Regions from separate parts of the Homo sapiens genome. Here regions 2, 3 and 4 are each linked to region 1. The links are chromatin contacts, found by Hi-C or POLR2A ChIA-PET in ENCODE. All regions are on one chromosome and are shown on one strand. The core of a region is the stretch at or near the end of the contact, and the rest is flanking DNA. Distances in the headings are between cores, read along the strand shown.

Region 1 (2,754 bases), core at 123-2,622:
TCAGCCACTTGGAATTGGTTTTTTGTTACTTGAGGGAAAAAATATTCTAATTAATATGCTAGTGTTTACTGTTTCCACGATGTGGTGTCAGCCTGTCTATATATATTTCTACAACTCATCTACACAAACCTTGCTTACAGTTTTCCAAATGCACCTTGGGCTTCTTGAGCCTTTGATCAAGCCATTCCGAATGCACTTCCCCCAAGAGGCTGGCCAGTTAAAATACTATCATTTATCAAACACAACTTAAATGTCACTTTCTCCTCTAGCCCTTTCAGAAATTACCTCAAAATTAAATGATCAGACCTAAAATATGTTGGGAGTGTTTTCACCTCTAGAATTTACCATACACCTTTATGCTAGTGTTACTTATAGAATGCCTACATCTGCTTTAGGTCATACACTTCAAAGCACAGAACGGTCCAGATCTTAATATAAAGGCTTGCCATTTACCAGGCACAGCTCTAAGTATTAACGGTTTTAATCCTCAAGACAAAACCTAAAGAGATAAATTCTTCTATTGCCACTTTGTGGATTAGGAAAATGAAGCACAAAAACATTTAACTTGCCTGAGGTTTCGGAGCTAGTACATTCTAGAACCTGGATTCAAATCAAGACAGCAATTAGCTGAATGAAGGTGTAACTGCAAATGCAAATAACTGATCACAAGGGATACACATTCACTCATACAAGATAGAAGATTTTTAACGTTGCTGGTACTAAAACCAAAGCGTCTGCGTTTTTAAGCGCAGCCCCACCCCGCAATACTAGAGACATTCTTTAGAGCTGGAAGCCTGATAGATTAAGGGGAACTATGCCTTTGTATTTTTTAAGACTCAATAAATTGCTCACTTCTTTCCCAAAATGAGGTGTCTGTGGGGGAGGCCCCTGTCGCTCCGTGTGCCAAGGGTCCTCCGATTGCTAGCACACAGCGGTGAGCAGAGAAGGTAGGTGAGGAACTGCACTGACTCAGCTGCAGAGGGCGGCGGCAGCCCGCCCCTGGGGCGGGAGAAGGGCAGGAGCCGGGAGACACCAGGAAGCTCTTCCCCGCCCGGGCACGTAACAGAGCTGGGAGCCTGGCTGCCAGGGGCGTGTTATCGCGGGGGCAGCCTGGGAGCGCTGCTGCGCCGCGGCAGGAGAAACAGCCGAGGACACCCTGGAAGAGCAGGAGCACGTGGGCCTGCGAGAATGGCGCCAACACCAGCCCTGCAAAGCCACATTCCAAAGCCGGGCCAAGGACAGCCACCGTTGCCCCGCAGGCCTCAAGGATGACGGTCAAGCCAGCCAAGGCCGCCTCCCTAGCCAGGAACCTCGCAAAGCGCAGGCGCACCTACCTGGGTGGCGCGGCTGGGCGGAGTCAAGAGCCGGAAGTCCCTTGTGCCGCAGTCCTTCCCGGGAAACCTGGGGACCGGAACTGCCCGGAGTTCCCGCCCCCAGACAGAACCCTGGGTTGCTGGGCAACCGATGCGGCCCCCGCAGCTGGTCTCTGTGGTGCTGGGAGCGAGCCCAGTATAGCTCCCACCTCCTGCGCTGGTAACCTCCCGTCCCGCCCGCCTCCCTTGTTGTCGCCTCTCCTCGCGTCGCGGAATCCTTGCCCTTGGCACTACTTACATCTCTCCGGGTCCCACAACACCTTAGCGCCCACCTGCTTCAAAGCCAAGCTCCACCGAAAGCGAGGCAGTCAGCCCCCGGACATGGCCTCAGCGCTGACTGATCGCACCTCTCGGGCCCCGAGCACCTACACCTACACCAGCCGGCCCCGAGCACTGCCCTGCCAGCGCAGCCGTTACCGGGACAGCCTGACGCAGCCGTGAGTGACCAAGCCAGCCCCTGTGTGGTCCATACTTGCACCCCATCCCCAGGCCGGGGTCTGGCCCCTTCGCCCTGGCAAAAAAGCTGCTTATGCTGTCTTCCCTTGGCTGCACTCTGCCGAAATAAAAGTTCTGCCCTAAGGAATCTCCCGTGGTGTGGAGGAGTGAAGCAGGAAGGGGCATGGGTTGGGCATCAGTTAACTTTTAGTGATATGAGTTGCTGCCGTGGTCCTTAACATGTACACGAATTGGCTCATTTCACAAAGTTTGAATTGTACCAGTGTGTATTGAGGGCCAACTACGTGCTGAGCACCTTACGGGGGGCATTCAAATACGTTTTCTTAGTTAATCCACAGTGCTGTGAAGTTGATTTTATAACTCCATTATGCAGATGAGGAGACCGCGGTGCAAAGATATCCAACAGTAGCATATCCAAAATGGGAGCCGAGTAAATCTCTTCGGCAGGCTTTGAGCAGGAGTAAGATTATTCTTCCATGCAGGACCACAGATTGGTTTTTTGTGGTGGTGGTGGTGGTGGTGGTGGTGGTTGCTGTTGTTGTTTTGAGACGGAGTTTCGCTCTTGTCGCCCAGGCTGGACTGCAATGACGCGATCTCCGCTCACTGCAACCTCCGCCCCCCTCCCCCACTCCTCCCCGATCAAACGATTCTCCTGCCTCAGCCTCCCAAGTAGCTGGGACTAGAGGCGCCCTCCACCACCCCCGGCTAATCTTTGTATTTTTAGTAGAGACAGGGTTTTGCCACGTTGGCCAGGCTGGTCTCAAACTCTTGGCCTCAAGTGATCCGCCCGCCTCGGCCTCCCAAAGTGCTGGGATTACAAGCGTGAGCCACCGCGCCCGGACGGCAGTTTGTGTTTTTACATCCATGAACAGTTGCAAATATTCAAACATACATAGGAAAGAAAAAAAACAAAACATAAGCCTTT
Region 2 (2,754 bases), core at 191-2,690, 830 kb after region 1:
TATAATATACAATATATTATATATAATATACAATATATTATATAATATATAATATACAATATATTATATAATATATAATATACAATATATTATATAATATATATTATATATTATATAATATACAATATATTATATGTAATATACAATATATGTAATATACAATATATTATATGTAATATACAATATATGTAATATACAATATATTATATATAATATACAATATATTATATATAATATACAGTATATTATATATAATATACTGTATATTATATATAATATACAATATATTATATAATATACAATATATTATATATAATATACAATATAATATATATAATATATAATATATATAATATACAATATATTATATATAATATATAATATACAATATAATATTATATATAATATATAATATACATATTATATATATGTATTATATATAATATACGTATTATATATAATATACATAATATACATATTATATATTATATATAAAATAAATATATATTATATATAAAATACATATATAATATATATATATGTATATATACACTTCGAGACAGAGTCTCACTCTGTCGCCCAGGCTGGAGCGCAGTGTCGTGATGTCGGCTCACTGCAACCTCTGCCTCCCGGGCTCAAGCGATTCTCCTGCCTCAGCCTCCCAAGCAGCGGGGACTACAGGCGCCCGCCACCACGCCAGGCCAAATTTTGTATTTTTAGTAGAGGCAGGGTTTCACCATGTTGGCCAGGCTGGTCTCGAACTCCTGATCTCAAATGATCCACCTACCTCGGCCTCCCAAAGTGCTGGGACAACAGGTGTGAGCCACCGCGCCAGGCCAATTTATTGTATTTTTAGTGGAGACGGGGTTTCACCATGTTGGCCAGGCTGGTCTCGAACTCCTGGCCTCAAGTGATTTGCCCGCCTCGGCCTCCCAATGTGCTGGGATTGCAGGCGTGAGCCACCGCGCCCGGCCTCAGCCACCTCATTTTACATATGAGGAGACCAAAGGAAGAGATTAAGCCGTAGTTCCTGGCCAAAGGAAAAAAGTACAAGCCAGATCTCCAGATCTTGTGCCCCTTCACTAAATAAATCACGTCCCGTGCGGACCTAGGCTGGAAACAAACCACTCAGCGTACGCCCATTTAATTAACTTCCACTTACACCTGGGCGCAGGGCGAGCCCTAGCCCCACAGGAAACCCACGATTAAACGAGGGGGGGACTGCCGTGCGGCCCCGCCAGGAAGGGCCCGGAGAGAGTGGGGGACACCGCCCTGTGCCCCCAGCACCCGGTGGACAGGCTTCTGGGGCTTTTCTCTTCCTCTCCCCTTTCTTTGGGACCCCTCAGTGTTCCCACACCCCACTTTCCCCAGCCGCTCGGACGCTCGCCACACACCTCGGCCCACAGATGCAGAAGCGCCTCGGCGTTGCCGGCAGAGTGCGCCTGCGCCGATACGCCATCGCGCTAGGGACGCTATTGTGGGTGGAGCCAGCCGGCGGGAGGCGGGCCCAGAGCGGGCCGAGGGGGCGGGGTCACGAGCCGCCAGCCGCCGGGTGGAGGGTCCCGGCCGGGAGCCGCGGAAAGAGTAGGGCTCCCCAGACAACGGGGTCCGACGAGCAGTTGGGCACGGGCTGAGTCCGCCTGCCGGCAGGTAGGACGTGAAGGCAGGGGTGGTGTGGGGGCGGACGGGGGCGTCGGCGCAGCTGGGCGCGGTGGGGAGCGGAGAATGGGGAGGGCAGGGACCGGGCACGGCCGAGCACCGCCGTCTGGCGCGCGGACCGGACCGACCAGCTGACGCTCGGCTGGGCGTGAGGGCCTCTCTCTCTGGTGGTCGCGAGCCTGACTCGTCTTTCCCTGTCGCTGCCTTTCTCTGGCTGCTGTCGAGGCCTTGGGGAGTGCACCTGCCGGTCCGTCTTCCCGGGCTCGGTAGTCACGGAGAGATGAGGAGGAGGAGGAAAGGGCCTCACCAGTCACTTCTGAGCCTTGCAGACCACCGCTTCCTGCTCCCTCTCTAACCCCAGAGATGGAATAGATTGAATGCTGAGAGAGCTCTAAACTCGGCAACGGTCATTTTAAAGTGAAAGACCCCAGAAGGTTCTAAAGTTACTCCCTTTCCCCAAGTCTGTTCTGTAAGTCTAAAGGAACACTGTCATTATTTTTACTAGTTGAGATATGAGATTCTTGTTTTCTGTTCCTTAGGTTAAATTGTACTTCCCGCATTAAGCTCATGCTGCCTTTTTTTTTTTTTTTTTTGAGATGGAGTCTCGGTCTGTCTGCCAGGCTGGAGTGCAGTGGCGCGATCTGGGCTCACTGCAACCTCCGTCTCCTGGGTTCAAGCAATTATCCTGCCTCATTCTCCCTAGTAACTGGGATTACAGGCGTGCGCTACCACGCCCGGCTGATTTTCGTATTTTTAGTAGACACGGGGTTTGTCCATGTTGGCCAGGCTGGTCTGGAATTCCTGACATCAGGTGATCCCCCGCCTCGGCCTCCCAGAGTGCTGCGATTACAGGTGTGAGCCACCGCGCCCGACCTCATGCTGCCTTTTTTTTTTTTTTTTTTTTTTTAACATCGTGTGTGTTCATGTGATCGCTAAGGAACCCAGCTCTTCCATTTAGTTCCCTCTTTCTATCCCTCAAATCTTTTCCAACTGGTGATTTCCATATTGTTGCACTCTCTTTAAAATAAAAAAATTGCCTCCAAGTCTTCTTCTTCCCAAGTATCTTTTATTTGCTTTTTTTCATCTTGCATACAT
Region 3 (2,754 bases), core at 77-2,576, 790 kb before region 1:
AAAAACCGCACAGGGCTTAAAAATGACGGATATGGACAGCGCACGAACCCGCTCTAACGTCTATCCGCTTTTACACCCCCAATCTTTAGGCCCGAGGGGACGAAAAATACGTATGCCCACAGGGTGGAGTCAGCACTGACCCCGTCCTTAACTTCCTACTGTGGTCTTCGCAGTGCCGCGAGCTCTATTTCGATCCGGCACGTCGAATACAAAATAGAACCCGCACGTTCCAATGTACTGTGCAAGCCCAGGCGAGTGAGCTGGGAGAAGGGGGGCAAGACTAATTACCAGGGTTCCTGCAAACCGAGAACAACCCCCAAAACCGCGACCGAAGCGCCATCGCTGAGACGATCTCGGAAAAGCCTCGCCTCTTTTTCCTCACGGACGACTCAGTCGCTCGCCAGGAGCAGCCATATAAAGTCAGGGACAAGCCTTTGGCTGCTGTAGATCCCCAAACTCTCCACGCCAGACGCCACCGACCCGGAAGTAGCAAGTCCCCTGCCACTGAGTGGCCGAGAAGGCGATCTGTTATCCTTCATCGCCAATCATCGCTCACGTCGAGGGGCACGCAGGCCCTGGAGCCCACCAACCACCTCGTAGCTACGCCCAAGACCACGCTTGTTGCTTAAGTCCGGGGTCAAAGGCACACACCCCACAAAACCATGTTTGGGTTTTCTACTCGGAGAGCTTGGGCGGTCATCGACTGGTCCACACACACCCCACCTGGGCACCGCGTAGGAATAAGGCAGGGCAAGATGCAGTTTTCTCCTTAAAAAGGGTGGTTGTCTTCCTCGAACCAAAAATTTTCCCGTATGGCCCGCTGGAAAAACTGCCCCGTCCCACCCAGGTTCGCGCCCTTAAACTTACACTCCTGAGGCCTGGAGCAAAGCCGGCCGATCTGCCTCACGCTCCCCGAGCAGGGACAAGGAAAAGACACTAAACCTAAAACGCACGACTCGCTCAGAACCCCAACTCTAACTTGGAGAAGGGCCCGCCCCTCCAGTTACACCCCAGCTCCAAGCTCCACCCTTCTTACAACCTTTTCTAGAAGGCACTAGAATGGCCCACTGCGTCTGCGCAACATCGTTTGAGGCGAAGGTTCAACCTCTTCCCAGCGGTCCAACATCCGACTTCCGTTCTCCGCTTTCGCGCCCTTCCCATCGGCTATCTAATTGGACAAAAATGCCGACCCCGCCCCTTCCCCGGAGCCTCACTTCCGTCACAGTCCTGTTTCTCTCCCTGTTGTCCCTGCCTCTTTTTCCTTCCCGCCGTGCCCCGCGGCCGGGCCGGGGCAGCCGGGAAGCGGGTGGGGTGGTGTGTTACCCAGTAGCTCCTGGGACATCGCTCGGGTACGCTCCACGCCGTCGCAGCCACTGCTGTGGTCGCCGGTCGGCCGAGGGGCCGCGATACTGGTTGCCCGCGGTGTAAGCAGAATTCGACGTGTATCGCTGCCGTCAAGATGGAGGGGCCTTTGTCCGTGTTCGGTGACCGCAGCACTGGGGAAACGATCCGCTCCCAAAACGGTAAGGGCGGGCCGGGCCTGGGTCGGGTTTGCGGCCGGGGAGGGCCGAGTCCCACCGCGACCGGACCCCGGCTGCCCTCGTTTCTCTCCTTTACCTCCGCAGAAAGGGCCTCGGGGCCCCGCAGCCGGACCCAGCCCACCCGCCGTTCTCTGGGGCAGGGCGCTGTGGCCCCACTTTTCCCACAGCGAGGAGGAGCCCCGCCGCGCGCGGCAGGGTTTTGAGACCGGCAACGCGTGGATGTGGTGTCCGGGGCGGCGTTGGAAACGCGCCCTCCGCGGGAAAGCGGGCCTCCCGGGCTCGCACGTGCGGGCCACGCCTCGCACCCCCTTTTGTTTCAGGGCGACCCCCTGAGTGTCCATGTTAAACGCCAGGTTTTATTTTAGGACCATTTACCAGAAAAAGAGTAGGTCCATCCGCGCGCCCTCGGATGAGCCCGGTGCCCTGTCCGCCCGCAGCTGCAGTCGAGGTCGGGCGTCCGGCGTCCAGCCGTATCCGGGTTGACAGCTTCTTACAGTAGAGTTAGCCCAGGAAACGCCACTCGAGTGCATTGACCCCAGGAGACGGCAGCGCTAACTTAGCAGAGCGTTTGCTGTCAGGCCTTTGGATACCTACAGAGCTTACTGTTTCTTGATAGATTCCTAATTTTTTTCGTAAACAAATCTGAAAGTCACCACCTTCCCCGTTGACTACCGATTTCTCTCCTCACAGATAAAGAGAGTTTTAATGAGCAAAAAACTTGCAGAATCTGAAGGAAAAGGCTGGTATAGCTGTACGAAGTGGCAGAGCATGAAATTGGTGGTTATTACTTTTTTTTTTTTTCCCCGCCATCAGATTCCACCCCGCATCAAAGCTGTGCCAAATAGGCTCGCTTTGTTTAGGGACAGGGTCCCACCTGTCGCCCAGACGAGAGTGCCATCATAGCTCACTGCATTCTCCAAGCACAGGTCCGCGCCGCCGCATCCGGCTTTGTTTTTATTTTTTGTAGAAATGGGTTTCGCTATGTTGCCCAAAGGGGTCTCAAACTCCTGGCATCAAGCGATCCTCCTGCCTCGGCCTCGCAGTGTTGGGATTACACCTGTGAGCCACAGTGTCTGGCCCCATTTACACTCTTAGTAGGTGGTTTTTAAATAATTAACACAGATTTGTAGATTTGGGAAATACGGGGGCTGTTGGATGTCATTTACCTTTAGGCTGAAATTACTGTCTTTCAGAGTTGTGGCTTATCCTCATT
Region 4 (2,754 bases), core at 131-2,630, 760 kb after region 1:
AAAATAGGCGTTCATAATGTTATGCGAAAAAATTTAAAACCCTCAACCATCACCACTGGAGGATGCTAGGGGACCAAATCATAACTTTGAAAACTGGTAAATCAAGGGAAATAATCAGACACTTTTCAAACCCTTCCTATACACTCTATACCTCAAGGTAACCAAATAATTGACAAAGGAGAATTTCTACACACACACACACACACACACACACACACACACACACACCTATTTCAGCTAATAACTAAATGACAGGATGTAACCATATTGTAATCCCTCCTGAACTCATAGACCAAGTTAACATTCAAGAATGGTTGCTAGTATCACAAAAAGAAAGAAAGAAGACTTCCTGATGAAAATAATCCTGCCCTCACAAAAAAATAAAATTGGATTCTTTTGATTTAGCCTCTACAATGAACTACCAATGTACAGGAAACACAAGAAATAAAATAACATATTTTACATTACAAGGATGCAAAGAATAAAATTCAGTTTCTTCAATAAAGAGTTGCAAAGAAAAAAAAAGATAGAGAACCTATAGGTTAAAAGAGACTTTAAACCATCCAACTGCAATGTATGGACCTTATTTGCATCTTAATTCAAACAATCATATATATATATATGATATGATATAAACACACACACACACACGTACACGCCCATACACACACATACATACACACAAATATATACTGCAGTCAAGGAGTATTGATTGGATATCTGATGATACTAAGAAAAAATTTTTAAGGTAAGATAATAGTATTGTAATTATTTTAAGGGGTCTTTTTCTTTTGGAGACATGTACTAAAATATTTACAGACAAAATTATATGACAGCTTGATTTGCTTTAAAATAATCCAAGTGGAGGGACGTGAGAGGTATTGCTCAAACAAAACTGGTAACGTTTTAAAATTGCCAAAGCTGGGCAAGATACAGTGCTTTATTACACCAGTCTCCACTGTTAGCAATGTTTTAAAATTTCCATGATAGGCCGGGTGCGGTGGCTCACGTCTGCAATCCCAGCACTTTGGGAGGCCGAGGCGGGCGGATCACGAAGTCAGGAGTTCGAGACCAGCCTAGCCAACATAGTGAAACCCTGTCTCTACTAAAAACAACAAAAAAATTAGCCGGGTGTTGTGGTGGGCACCTGTAATCCCAGCTACTTGGGAAGCTGGGGCAAGGAGAATCACTTGAACCCGGGAGGCGAAGGTTGCAGTGAGCCAAGATTGCGCCACTGCACTCCAGCCTGGGCGACAGTGAGCAGCAGGGTGGAGTTTCAGTGCCTGTGCTGTGTGGAGTGAAGTGAACCGGTACGGCCAGAACAGCAACTTCCTGTGTGCTCTCAAGCCTGTCAATAAGATACTGCAGATCCACAAAGATGATGTAACTGGCCTGCATTGTAAAGTGATATGCCTTATCCAGAAAGGAAGTTTCAGAGAAGCCTTGAATGTCATCAATACTTGCACCAAACTGTTAGCCAATAACTCTCTCTCCTTTGAAAAGGCATATTGCGAGTACAGGCTCAACAGAATTGAGAATGTCTTGAAGACAGTAGAAAGTACCAACCGGCAGACAGACAAACTGAAGGAGCTTTATGGATAAGTGTTACACCGTTTGGAACACTATGATGAATGCTTAGTGGCATAAAGAGATCTCGTCCGAAACTCCCACGATGCTTATGATGAGGAGAGGAAAACAAACCCTTCAGCAGTTGTTGCAGCTCAAAGCAATTGGGAAAAAGTGGCTCCAGAGAGCCTGGGCTTCCAAGAAGGCACACATGAGCTGTGCTAAACACTGCATGTGCACTGATAGACCACGGCCAGCTGAACCAGGCCATGAACATCCTACAAAAAGCTGAAGGTCTTTGCCACCATTCATTATCAGAAGACACTGATGAGACTGAGGAAGACCCACAGGCAGGACTGGCCATCACTTATGGTCAGATGGCCTATATTCTGCAGCTTCAGGGTCAAACAGAGGAGGCTCTGCAACTTTACAATCAAATACTACTACTAAAACCAACGGATGTAGGGTTACTAGATGTAATTGCAAATAACATCATTACCATTAACAAGGACCAAAATGTCTTTGACTCCAAGAAGAAAGTGAAATTAACCAATGCGGAAAGAGTAGAGTTTAAGCTTTCCAAGAAACAACTACAAGCTATAGAATTTAACAAAGCTGGCCTGGCGCGGTGGCTCATGCCTGTAATCCCAGCACTTTGGGAGGCGGAGGCAGGCAGATCACAAGGTCAGGAGTTCGAGACCAGCCTGGCCAATACGGTAAAACCCCGTCTCTACTAAAAATACAAAAATTAGCTGGGCGTGATGGTGCGTGCCTGTAGTCCCGGCTACTCGGGAGGCTGAGGCAGAAGAATCGCTTGAACCAGAGACGCAGAGGTTGCGGTGAGCCAAGGTCACGCCACTGCACTCCAGCCTGGGTGACAGAGCGAGACACCATCTCAAAAAAAAAACAATTTCACGCCTGACTGGTTTTGGTGGAGACGGGGTTTCGCTGTATTGGCCGGGCGGTCTCCAGCCCCTAACCGCGAGTGATCCGCCAGCCTTGGCCTCCCGAGGTGCCGGGATTGCAGACGGAGTCTCGTTCACTCAGTGCTCAATGGTGCCCAGGCTGGAGTGCAGTGGCGTGATCTCAGCTCACTACAACCTACACCTCCCAGCCGCCTGCCTTGGCCTCCCAAAGTGCCGAGATTGCAGCCTCTGCCCGGCCGCCACCCCGTCTGGGAAGTGAGGA

The links. Hi-C counts contacts between places; a loop is a spot of excess contacts on that map. ChIA-PET counts read pairs that join two places held with the same protein, here RNA polymerase II (POLR2A). Pooled maps may share reads with other maps.
Region 2: a loop to region 1 is called in a pooled map, with 9 times the contacts of the local background. The contact joins the promoter of GTF2H5 here to the promoter of TAGAP-AS1 in region 1. A Hi-C loop is called at or near these places in 8 of 50 pooled maps. POLR2A ChIA-PET finds 5 or more read pairs at or near these places in 3 of 52 experiments (MCF 10A, activated CD8-positive, alpha-beta memory T cell and activated naive CD4-positive, alpha-beta T cell).
Region 3: a loop to region 1 is called in a pooled map, with 15 times the contacts of the local background. The contact joins the promoter of TCP1 here to the promoter of TAGAP-AS1 in region 1. A Hi-C loop is called at or near these places in 11 of 50 pooled maps. POLR2A ChIA-PET finds 5 or more read pairs at or near these places in 3 of 52 experiments (HEK293T, HepG2 and PC-9).
Region 4: a pooled map shows a loop between it and region 1 (2.0-fold over the local background). The contact joins the enhancer-like site here to the promoter of TAGAP-AS1 in region 1. A Hi-C loop is called at or near these places in 2 of 168 maps with a recorded cell type or tissue (CD4-positive, alpha-beta T cell and CD8-positive, alpha-beta T cell) and 8 of 50 pooled maps.

The regions. Positions count from the first base shown.
Region 1 is chr6:158,998,491-159,001,244 of GRCh38, reverse strand. TAGAP-AS1 (TAGAP antisense RNA 1) reads right to left here and starts at 1,372. Exons shown (of 5, transcript NR_183546.1): 1 at 853-1,372. It overlaps RSPH3 (radial spoke head 3), which reads left to right and starts at 1,043. Exons shown (of 8, transcript NM_031924.8): 1 at 1,043-1,810. The coding sequence starts at 1,695. RefSeq lists enhancers at 735-784, 357-1,328, 1,195-1,354, 1,525-1,594, 1,625-1,674 and 2 more.
Region 2 is chr6:158,167,036-158,169,789 of GRCh38, reverse strand. It overlaps GTF2H5 (general transcription factor IIH subunit 5), which reads right to left and starts at 1,440. Exons shown (of 3, transcript NM_207118.3): 1 at 1,395-1,440. SERAC1 (serine active site containing 1) reads left to right here and starts at 1,528. Exons shown (of 17, transcript NM_032861.4): 1 at 1,528-1,650. RefSeq lists silencers at 1,441-1,620, 1,661-1,730.
Region 3 is chr6:159,788,174-159,790,927 of GRCh38, reverse strand. It overlaps TCP1 (t-complex 1), which reads left to right and starts at 1,326. Exons shown (of 12, transcript NM_030752.3): 1 at 1,326-1,523. The coding sequence starts at 1,460. It overlaps MRPL18 (mitochondrial ribosomal protein L18), which reads right to left and starts at 461. Exons shown (of 4, transcript NM_014161.5): 1 at 289-461. The coding sequence starts at 340. RefSeq lists enhancers at 274-333, 364-543, 800-1,463, 1,464-2,128.
Region 4 is chr6:158,241,322-158,244,075 of GRCh38, reverse strand. It overlaps a transcript of TULP4 not described here and the pseudogene SRP72P2. Among named protein-coding and RNA genes, the nearest start is that of TULP4, 70 kb to the left of the region's middle. RefSeq lists enhancers at 1,104-1,153, 1,554-1,623, 1,734-1,843. Within about 2 kb of position 1,380, at least 17 of the 41 ENCODE cell types and tissues checked have a DNase peak (open chromatin) inside an H3K27ac peak, as active enhancers do.